Linked DNA regions of Homo sapiens: region 1 is linked to region 2. Evidence: read pairs that join two places in POLR2A ChIA-PET (ENCODE). Cell type or tissue: OCI-LY7. All regions are shown on one strand. Each heading gives the region's core, and the rest is flanking DNA. Links, peaks and the distances in the headings are about the cores only. Region 1 holds the start of HOXA6 (homeobox A6). Region 2 overlaps JAZF1 (JAZF zinc finger 1).

Region 1 (5,345 bases), core at 1-5,000, 1.0 Mb after region 2:
GGGGAAACAGAAAAACTTACTAATTCAGCCAGAGTTCTCCGCTCGTTGCCGGCTTCCCTTCGCCCGGTTTTTCGATGAGAGAGGTGTCTGAAGCGCTGGGAGGGGGAATAGGTGCGTGGGTGGAATTCTGTGTTGGAGGAGAGGATGGGATTAATTGGGTGTTACTTGGTGGGAAGTTTCGGTGCAGAGGACATAATGCTGTTAGCGCGCGTGGCAGGGTCCCGCAGCTAAGGTTGAAGGAAGGACGCAAACCGAGTCTGGGCGATAGGGGGACCCCCCAATCCACCTTGGCGCAACGGACTGGCGACCGCACTCCCCACCTTCCGCGAGCGGGGAGAGGATGGTGGAGCTGCCCGGGAGGAAGCGCAGAGCGTGCTGCTGGCGGTGGCTTTGCGTAGCGCGGTGGCTCGAACTGTAGCTCGGCCTAAGTGCACATCAGACCAGATTTGCCCCGAGAACTCCTCGGACAGCGACAAGAAAAGAGTCCGAGGTTCTTTTTGTTTGTTTTTTGTTTGGGTTGTTGTTTCCCCAACTTGAGACAATATCTTGGTATGGATTCGATAAATAGGAAGGGGCTGTGGATGTTTAGGACGTTAGCCCGTGCTCTGCGTGCGCTCGGGGCGGATAAAGCGGCGCATTTGCATCCTAGGTCCGCCGCCTTCCTGACTGCGGCTGCCGCGGGCCGATTATTTATTGCGACCGTGCTGGCGCTCGCTGCTGCCACGCCGTGGCCGTCGCCGGGACCGGCGCCAGCTGCAGCCCGCCTCTTGCAGCCTGGCGCGACTGCTGTACTGGCCCCTCAGAGATTTCCCAGCAAGCAGGGTAGAGGGGGACGCAAGGGGACCTGGGGGGCGATCACCCAGAGCCTATATGGCCGGGAAATCTCCCCGCCTCGGCTACCCCTGACCGGAGCTGGACGCCGTTATAGACTCGGGTCCTCCCCCACCCCCACTCCAGCACCATGGAGACTGGTTGCACAGGCCGCCTGGCACGTCATGGCTGCTTCTGTCCAAACTGCGCGTCCCAAGGCGTTCTGGGGGCGCACGCTGGTTCAGGGAACACTCTGGCTTTGGGATTCTGCAATCGGAGAGACTACCTGTAGTCCTGAGGCCTGTAGGCCTGGCTGCTCTGAGGAGGATTGGCTATGGCAAAGAAGGACGGCTTTGGCTCCAGGAGAGGGCTGTGAAGGGCAGAGGCCGCACCTGTGTGCTTTGGGCTCTGGTCTGGGCTAGCGAGCTGGCTGGACCGAGGTGGCCTTCAAGGTCCCACACCTACATACTCCCAGACCACCCTCCAGGCTGGCAGAGGTGGAGCTGTTCAATGGGCAGCCCAGGGCAAGGGCAGACAGTGGGGCCCAGCTCGCCGTCCTGCCCCCCTTGGAGAGAAACTGAAAGGTAAGTCGCTTTCTGCGTGGCTTTGGCAGGGAGGAGAGAGAGCCCTGGGGTGGCCATTCTCACCATCGCAGGAGAGGCCCTTTGGAGGGTCTGGGGTGCCTATTCTTGCCGGAATAGCCCTCTCTCTCTAGAGAGAGAGAGAGAGAGAGAATATCTGGTTGGAGAAATGATATGCACTAGCCTTGGCTAACATGTAAAGATTCCAATGTAATATATGTTTTTCCATCTTAGTGCCTATAGAAGCTAGAAATATAATGTTTTCTGGTTCTTAGCTGAGAAATCAAATTCTCTTGTTAGCTGGAACAATAATTAGATCGAGAATCCTGGTCAAGGCATGACAAATAATAATAATAGTAAATTGACACTGACCCACCACTATGTGGGACATGGCGGAATGAAAAGGAAATCATAAATGTAAACATTGATTGTCATCTCCAAACGGTTGTTTTCATTTTAAATAATAACTTGCTTAAAATCACTGTTGTCTGATAATTTTGTTTAAGAAAAAAATAACACAAACATGTTTTTCTTCAAACAGCTATTTTTAAAAGTCCCTTTTAATTTTTTGACTCGAGTTTTCATTTTCACCTATTGAATTCTTTCCCTGAAGTAATGTGTGGGAAATGCCCAATTCTATCCTCTCATTCGAGGCCCTGCTTTATATGCAAAGTAAACCCTTTCCAGGACGGATCGACTGGGGAACAGGCATCCGGCTTCCAGGGGTAGCCCCCGTTGCCGGGCTAGCAGCCGCCTTCCAGGAGTGCCTCTTGGGCTCTTCGGAGGTCGACCTTAGGCCAGTCCTTTCCCAATTTTTTCCCTTTGTGGGAGGAGAGTTCAGGAAAAAAATTGAAAAGCAAGGAAGAGACTAAGTCATTACTAGATTCCTACTGGAACACTGCCAATTGCCACCTCCCCACTAAGTCCTGAACCGGGTGAGCCTGCATTGGCCAGGGTTTTACAGATCTTGTAAACAGTCTCCAGAAATCCATCCAAATCACGTAAATAGTCTTTCTTCAACCTCCACAGAATTGAGGATTTTAAAGCTAATTCAAGGGGTTTTACAAGCCCAACAAACACAGTTGTAAAAATGCCATTGGGCTGCTATCACATTTTACAAAACGAGATTGATCCATGTGTTGTAAAAGTCAACTATCTCGAAGGCACACCTCTCAGGCAAGAGTGAGCAGCTCAGGACAGGCTTTTAATGTCCTGTCTGGGGACCGCCAGGCCTGGGACAGCAGTGAAAGCAATTCAGGATTTCTGGAGCCGGTGAGACTATTCCCGGTTCCGGAGCGACTGAGGGGCGGCAGCCCTCCCTGCGGTCCCAGGAAGGGCAGTAAAGAGGGCGGCCCCAGGACAGTGCCGGTTGTCGGGCGCCCCGGAAACCGAGCCCATCAATTATCCCGCGGCCTTGGGCCCTGCAGAGCTGCCCTCTGTGCCCAGCTTGGCCAGGGCCTCTGCGTCTTCTGTGCCTCTGGAATGTGGACAGAGAGATTCCACATCTGGATTTTTATCTGCCTCAGCTCTGAGCGGTTCTCGCAGTGGATGCTGAGTCCCCAGGCGCTAGGCAGGGGAGCAGGTCCCTCGGCTGTCTTAGGAGCCCAGTCTCACGGCCACTGCTCTGTCGGTCCTTTCTTGTTGAAACCAGTGGTTTCTGGCCTTTCAATTCCCTGGGTTCAAAGGTGGGATGGGGACGCCCAGCTGGAAGGAGTGCTTTGACACCAGGCAGGCGCGGGCCATTGAGCCCCTTGGGACTCAAACAGGATGTGTATGTGGGAGGAGGGAATGGGTGGGAAGAACCTACGTTTGGCTGAGTCCTGGTCAGCTCGAGGTGATCCTTCAGCTCTGGGCTGCAAGGCCCAGGCCCCTGGTGCTAGCGGAGAAGGAGAGAATGAGGGAGTTCACCGATTCCTAAGGCGCACGAGTGAAGAGCATAGAGTGAAGGCCTGGTTTCTCATGGCCCTTGCTCCAGCTCAAGAACTCGCACCCACGAATAGGGGAGCGCTAGGGGAGGGGCAACTCTGGGCCGTGCCTGGAGTGCAGGCCGGCAGGGAGCAAAGCCACCTTTGTCACTGCCCCTCCTGGAGCAGGACCTTCAGGTTTCCTGTTTGGAGGAGGAGGGGCGGGGAACCCGCAAAATTCAATAAAGCAAAAAGGGGAGGAGGAAGGAGGGGACCTGGCGGGGCCTTTGAGGCGGCCCAAGCATTAGTGTCCCTACTCTGGCCTGATCTGCTCGCCACTGAAAGGGCCGTGCCCGCCGCTGGCGTTCGGGAAGAGAGCCGGGCCGGCTAGCTGTGCGCGCCCATTAATCTGCCGGGCGGGCGGCGGGCGGGCGGGCTGGGGGCTGTTTGTAACTTTGCTGCCTCGGTCGCCGCGGTCCCCGGGGAGCGGGCTCCGGCGTTCGCTCCCATTGGCCGCCGCCGCGTCAGCTGGTGCGATTTGCTGCTGTCGCTTTTGGCGTTCGGCCATCCAGAAACAAACCAGTTCGATGACTACTAATAGTTATAGCCAGATGTACTAATACACAACAAATCACAGTCCTGCAGAGGGGCGCGCAAATGAGTTCCTATTTTGTGAATCCCACTTTCCCCGGGAGCCTTCCCAGCGGCCAGGACTCCTTCTTGGGCCAGCTGCCCCTCTACCAGGCTGGCTATGACGCGCTGAGGCCCTTCCCGGCCTCGTACGGGGCGTCGAGTCTCCCGGACAAGACGTACACCTCACCTTGTTTCTACCAACAGTCCAACTCGGTCCTGGCCTGCAACCGGGCGTCCTACGAGTACGGGGCCTCGTGTTTCTATTCTGATAAGGACCTCAGTGGCGCCTCGCCCTCGGGCAGTGGCAAGCAGAGGGGCCCCGGGGACTACCTGCACTTTTCTCCCGAGCAGCAGTACAAACCCGACAGCAGCAGCGGGCAGGGCAAAGCACTCCATGACGAAGGCGCCGACCGGAAGTACACGAGCCCGGTTTACCCTTGGATGCAGCGGATGAACTCCTGCGCGGGTAAGACATATCCCAAGACAGTGGAGGGAGAGGGGAAAGGAGGCAGGAAAAGAAAGAAAGAAGGAGGAAACAGAGTAGAAAGAGGAATAGAGAGAAAGAAAGGATGAAAGAACCAGCAAAGTTTCTTTGGCTTCTTAAAAGAGAAGAAAAAATCAGTTCCCAATGGGGCTATCAGGCCATGGCAGAGGAAGGGCAAGGCCCCAGTGTCCATGTAAGCTGACACCTTAGGGGAGGATGGGGGCACTGGCACGTATATGAGACCTGTGACAGGGACAGCCTGAAGAGAGAGAGAGGCTGGTGGGGAGGGACAGCCTGTCCATGCACCCTGAGTACCCTGCTCAGCTTCCCAAGCCAGAGGGCCTTTTGCACTGCGTCACTGATAAATACCCTTTGCTTCCCAACCCCCTCTCCTTTCTGCCCTTCAGAAACCCGTACAGAGAGGTGGCCATTTGGCCTCTTCCAGTGTCTCCCCAAAGCCTTGGAGGGCCACAGCCCCAGACTCAGGATTTTTTTCTCTCTCCTCCCTCATCTCCCCCGGCTTCTACTCAACTGCCCACTCTTAGCCAACTTCTGCCCTCTTCTGAGCCCATGCCTGAGCTTCATACACCTGTCTTGGAGGGACCCCCCACCACCCTTGGGGAACTTTGGCACCAGATCAGACAGCCCAACACAATCCTACATTGCCAGAAATCCTAGACTACCTATAGCTCCATCTCTTAGCCTCTGGTTTCCAAGGACTCCACAGGGAATCCCAAAGACTCCTAGGAATTCCCTAGGACAGAGCCTAATGCGGATTGTTAAAATTATAATGTTTTCCATTAACATCCACTTTATCCTTGGGGGAGTTCTGCATTTCTCAGAAGGGTCATATAATTTGGGAGAATGTGTAAAGATTCAAGAGGGCTGACCATTTTTAACTCTTCAAAAAATGTGTTGAGTTCCGACATGGCT
Region 2 (5,371 bases), core at 102-5,101:
TGGGAACCAGGCTGAAGGGGCAGCAGCTAGTAGGGACATGGTTTTCTCATGGTGGACTACTAGAGCTCAAGTGTCAAGCCAAACCACAGAAGCTTATTTAAGGCCTCTATTCACATCATGCACATAACATTCTTTTTGCCAAATTAAGTAATATGGCCAAGGCCAGAATTATTAGGTCAAGGAAGTATGTTTCTTTTGAGGAGGGAGAGCTGTGAGTGAACAGTAATCCAATCTATTATGGATGCATTTTATCAGAAATAGGAAGAGTCCAAAAGGATTTTGATGTTTAGTACAGAGATAAAAATTTTCTCCTAAAGTGACCACGGTACTCTTTAAACAGGAGGTTGCTGTCCCTACGACATCCCAGAGGGCTTGGGACGCATATGTTGTAACTCCCCATGGAGGAGTTAATAAGCATTTCAGGCAGGGAAATTGGGACTTGAAGGGGAGAAAAAGCAATTAAATGATTTCTCCTTGGCCACAAAGAATAGGGGAACCTGCTTGTTTGGTTAGGGATGACCCCTTTTTATTACAAGGTTCCTTAAGAACCTAAAGGCTTTAATTTGGGTTGCCCAGTCTTCTGTACTTGTGTTCTCAATTCCTGAGCTGCTTGGCCAGGCTGAGAAGGTTAAGGGATGCTTCCTGTGATGCCCTCCCCTAGCATAGAGAGCTTTAAGAATTTTGGGGTGCTTTGCCACTTGTTCCTGTGCCCCTTCTCTTCCCCAGTTCCAAGTCGATGTCATGGAGGATGGAAAAGGACAGCCCAGCCAGTTGGGAACCTCTTTTTCCCTTTCTCCCACTGTATATCACACCTTCTTGTGGCTGAGAGAGCTGTCTCTGATGTCAGTTGTCCCAGGTTCTGGTTGGACTGCTGTGTGACCTTGGGCAACTTACTAAGGTATGATTTTTCCATGTGCAAACTGAGGAATAGGATATTTGCCATATAAGGCTGATGTGTGAGGGGCACATGTTAAACATTTAATGACCATGAGCTGATAATGCTTTTGTTATTATCTGGTATAACAAGCACAACAGGCAGCATTCTATTATTGTTATTCCAGTATCTTCCTGTTTCTCCTCACTAAATTGTGGGCCTCCAGAAGACATGATCCATGGCTCTGCATCTCATCTGCAATGGCACTAAGTTTATGACGCAGGAACTTAAACTGATAGCCACTGAATCGTATTCAGATGTTTCCTCTACCATGAAGTCTTAAGCTCCAAGGACCAGATTAGATTATTCCTAAAAACAGATTTAGTCCTCCTTTTTTCACTTGCATATTTTGCCTGAAATAAAGACTCCTGAAGCCATAGGAATGTAAAGGCTTTGAGTTAGTTTCATGCTTTACCTTTCATCAGACGTTTTATACACCCAAGGAAGCCCCTGGTGTCTTTATATCAGAAGAGTTGCAAAAAGCATGGAGACTAATTTTCATGGTGTGTCTGCAAGACTTAAAGGGTATTTAAAGAATATATCCTTCTAATATTCTTCTAACACCTGTCCTTTTACTTGTCTGTCAGGTTGTGACCATGATCTTACCATTTAGCTTGTTGACAGGTATTGTAAATGTTTCAGCTTAAGTCACTGATCCCAAGGAGCGGTCACTCTAGGACAAAAAGTTCAGCTGTTGTAACAAATAGGCCCAACCTTACATGAACTAAAGGCTCAAGAAGTTTGTCTCTCTTTCACATAAGGTAGAAGCTGGATTCTCTGGGGCCTGAGGATGAAACTTTGTGTTCCTGTAGAGGGAAAGGAAAAGAGTATGGAGGAGTACACATACAATATGTATGGCCTAGGCTATTAGTGATAACTTCTTATTTCCACTTTTATTGCATTAGTGAGAACTTAATTGCATGGCTACATGGAACTGCAAAGGCACTGGGGCATGTATCCTCAGCATGGCCTAGCTATAATTCTATTACTGTAGAGGAAAGGAAGGCCTGATTTGGGTAGACAGTTAGCAAGTTCCTGCCTTGGACCAAATAAGTGAGCCTGCTGTTAAGAACTTTGCCTTTCCTTTGAATAGGTAACATATAGCCTAATGGTTTAATGGAGAGAGTAGATGGTTATAATGACAATTAATAGCAATTACAATTTATTGTGCTGCAACTAAGTACTAGGGACTACAAAACACAATTGAATGCATTTTCTCATTTGACCCTCTCGGAAAGGCTGCAAAGGAGGTACTATATATTATTTGGATTTTGTAGGCGAAGACACTGAGCCTTAAGGAGAGTAAGTAATCCCCTCAAGATCACACAGTCAGGCCTGCTTGACTCCAAAGCCTTCACCATACTGCCATGCGAATGGTGAGATTCTTGGGGAATAAAGGATAATCATATACTGCTTCTAAGTCTGGTTTTTATAGCTAGTTAGCAGCAAAGGCTGTCAGGGAAAGCAGTGGGTTCATTGGAAATATTCAAGCAGAGGCTGTATAACCATCTGGCAGGGAAGCCCCAGAGGGACTTATTGCTTTTCACTTTGCCATGGGGACCTCCATGATTCTCTGTGAAGATCACATGCAGTTTCTGAAAGTCACTCCTGACACTCATTCCTGTGACAGCAGCAAAGCCCCCATTAGCACATGTTCTGTACTTCCTTAATAACAAGGAGGCACCTGGTAACGTAGAGTGCAAGAGGGCCAGTAGTTGAAACTGGAGTTCTCTGTGACCTTGACTAGTCACTTCAACCTGTAGCCTCCATTTCTTGGGGAATAAAATGTGTGCTTTGGGCTTAATCACTGGTTTTCTAGGAGTGTTCTTGGGGCTCTAGGGTTTCTGTAGGACTTCCTAGTAGTTTTCATCCTCTACCTACAGGGCTTTTGAGTAGACTTTTTTTTTTTTTTTTTTTTTTTTAGATTAAAGGATTTTTCAAGTTAAAAAAAGTAAAAACCAAAAGGCTGGTTATAATGATAATGGCTAATATTTGTTGAATGCCTGAATTGTGCTACATATTATTATTGTTTCGACAGCCTTACATGAATTAATTCATCTATGGGGTGCATCTATTATTATTCCCAATTTACAAACGAGGAAGCTGAGCTACAGAGTGCTTAAATAATCTGTTCATTGTCACTTACTAGAACATAACCAGAGTTCAGACTTAGACGTTGAGATCCACAGCTACATTCTAATGCAGGAATGGATGATTTCTGAGGTTTCTTTCAGGTCAAAAAATGCTGTGGTTCTATACCTAATAGCTCAAGAACTTTTCTCTCCAACCAAACCAAAAACAAACTTCCAAATGATTTACTACCTCCTTCTTGACAATTAGAAGCTGAATGCAAGCCATAAAGGTCCATATCTTGCTGATAATTTTAGAAAGCCTGTAATCTTTTCATGATCACCTGATGCAGCATGAGGTACTGTCATGCTGAAGTTTCTGACTATGGAGCTGTTTCGATAAATATATCGTGACCTTCCTAAAACACAGCTGGTGGAGATCATAAGTGGGGCCACCTTCTGATGAGATGGTTTTGGTATGCAAGGAATGGCCTCCTGGGATGGAACTAAAACGATGTTTTGTGGCTGACAATGCTGCGAGGGCATCTGAGAATCTTAGAGTTTGCAGCAGAAGGAACCTTTGAGGACATCTCACCCAACAGCCTCCCTTCACAAAACAAGCCTCGCCTACCGTGTGCCAGGCCCTTCTGTAAGTGCTGGGGGTGCAGCCACAAGCAAAGCCCTTGCCCTCATGGAGCCTACATTCTAGATGGGGGACACAGGTAGACAACAAAGAAACAAAAGTATGTCATATTAGGTAGTGGTAAGGGCTGGAAAGAAAGGTAGAACAGGGTGAGGGGAGAGAGTGACAGCGGAGTTCTGCCTGGGTTATGCTATATTTGGGGTGTTTATGCAAATTCACGTTTCTCAACTCTTTTTTCACTATGTACCCCCATATCCTGGAGCCTTTTTTGACATTTTTTTCCTATTCCCATCCCTCCTCATGAGATTTTAATACCACAGATAAACTGTGCATCTGTTGATGTCCTATATGTAATCTGTGCTTTACACTTAGAGTGAGATTCCGTACCCCACCCAGAACCGATTTTCACCACCTGGAGGGCAGTATCACCCCATCATTCTGTTAAGTTCTGCTTTTTTGCTATTATAAGCAAATCAAACTCATGAAGTAGCCATTTTTAAACTATCACAATCTAACCTAAAACAACTTTTTAATTCAAAGCACTTTATTTCGTAATTATGGTTTCGCTTATAAGGGGTATCAGGGCTTGGGTGAATATTTTAAAAAATTGTTCAGGCACCAGGAGTGAAGTATGAGAATCTAGACTCCCCGTTTTTATGCAGTCTACAGTATAATAGGCTATGTGTACACCAGGAAGAATGAACTTTACTAGGTAAAACTGATTCTTCCTGCAGTTGGTAAGGAGGCTGAAGACTGCGACTGAAGCCCCATCTCCCAGTGCTGCAGCCTCCTCCTGGGCCTCCCTGCCTCTACTTTCTCCACCACCCTAGAGCTCGTCCTCCACAGCGGCAAGAGTGATCCTTCAAAATGTCAATCATGTCAAGCCACTGTGCTGACAAGGCTCTCCATTCCAACAAAAGAAAACCCAGACACCTTCCCAGGGCTTACGGTCTCAACACCTCCTGCCCACGCCCCCTCGAAGGTCCCACCTCCCGCCTTCCTCTCTGCTCCTGTGCTGCACCCACTCACGGTCCTCCTCTCCTGAGTTGGCCAGTGTTGTTCATGTCTCAAGATCTTTGCTCTTGTTTCTTCTGCTTGGGTTTCTCTTTAGATTTTAAAAAATTTGTTATATTAAAAATGAATTTAATTTTTAGAATAATTTTAGACTTACTGAAAAGTTGCAAAAGTAGTACAGGGAGTTCCCATCAACCCCACTCCCAGTTACTTCCCTGGGTTTTCCTATGAATATCCCCTCAGCATCTAAGTCTCATCTATTCGGAGGCTTTCTCTCTCCATGTCAGCTGAGTTAGGAGCCCACCTTCCTGCCTATTTTGCTATTGCATTACCCCGTTATGTCTTTTCATAAAACTTTCCTCTATCGAAATTGTCTTTATGTATTTGTTTGTTCAGCGTCTCTCTCCCCTCATCAGCTTGTGAGCTCCTTAAGGGCAGGGACTCAAAGCCAAGTGCACTGCAGTTCCCAGGGCCCAGGACAGTGGCTGGCACATAGGATGTTCTGACCTACTGACTGGCTTTCAGTCAGGGAAGGCTGGTCCAAGGCCTAAAGCCATGAGTGGAGAGCCAAAATGAGCAGCTCATTTTCTTGACATTCATTCAAATGCTCGACATCATTAAGCCCAGTCTATGTCCATATCAGATTGAATTCTCAATGGCAATCAAAGATAGGACTGCTTCTACAGAGGACCAGTCAGAAGTTATTTGGGT

The links. ChIA-PET counts read pairs that join two places held together with the same protein. Peaks named below come from ENCODE experiments on the same cell type or tissue, not always from the same donor. Only the 100,000 strongest peaks of a DNase experiment are listed, where the experiment ranks them.
Region 1: POLR2A ChIA-PET joins it to region 2 with 8 read pairs; 1 of 35 experiments calls an interaction of 5 or more read pairs at or near these places.

The regions. Positions count from the first base shown.
Region 1 is chr7:27,146,357-27,151,701 of GRCh38, reverse strand. All of the region lies in intron 1 of HOXA3 (homeobox A3), which reads left to right. HOXA6 (homeobox A6) reads left to right here and starts at 3,928. Exons shown (of 2, transcript NM_024014.4): 1 at 3,928-4,394. The coding sequence starts at 3,953. It overlaps HOXA-AS3 (HOXA cluster antisense RNA 3), which reads right to left. Exons shown (of 3, transcript NR_038832.1): 2 at 21-127. In OCI-LY7, for the core only: CTCF peaks have their summits at 544 and 750; a DNase peak (open chromatin) is centred at 691; H3K4me3 peaks cover 3,677 bases.
Region 2 is chr7:28,158,743-28,164,113 of GRCh38, reverse strand. The region is part of intron 1 of JAZF1 (JAZF zinc finger 1); the gene reads left to right. Among named protein-coding and RNA genes, the nearest start is that of JAZF1-AS1, 19 kb to the left of the region's middle. In OCI-LY7, for the core only: no CTCF peak of the experiment used is centred there; DNase peaks (open chromatin) are centred at 1,923, 2,613 and 4,053; H3K4me3 peaks cover 2,292 bases; H3K27ac peaks cover 4,236 bases.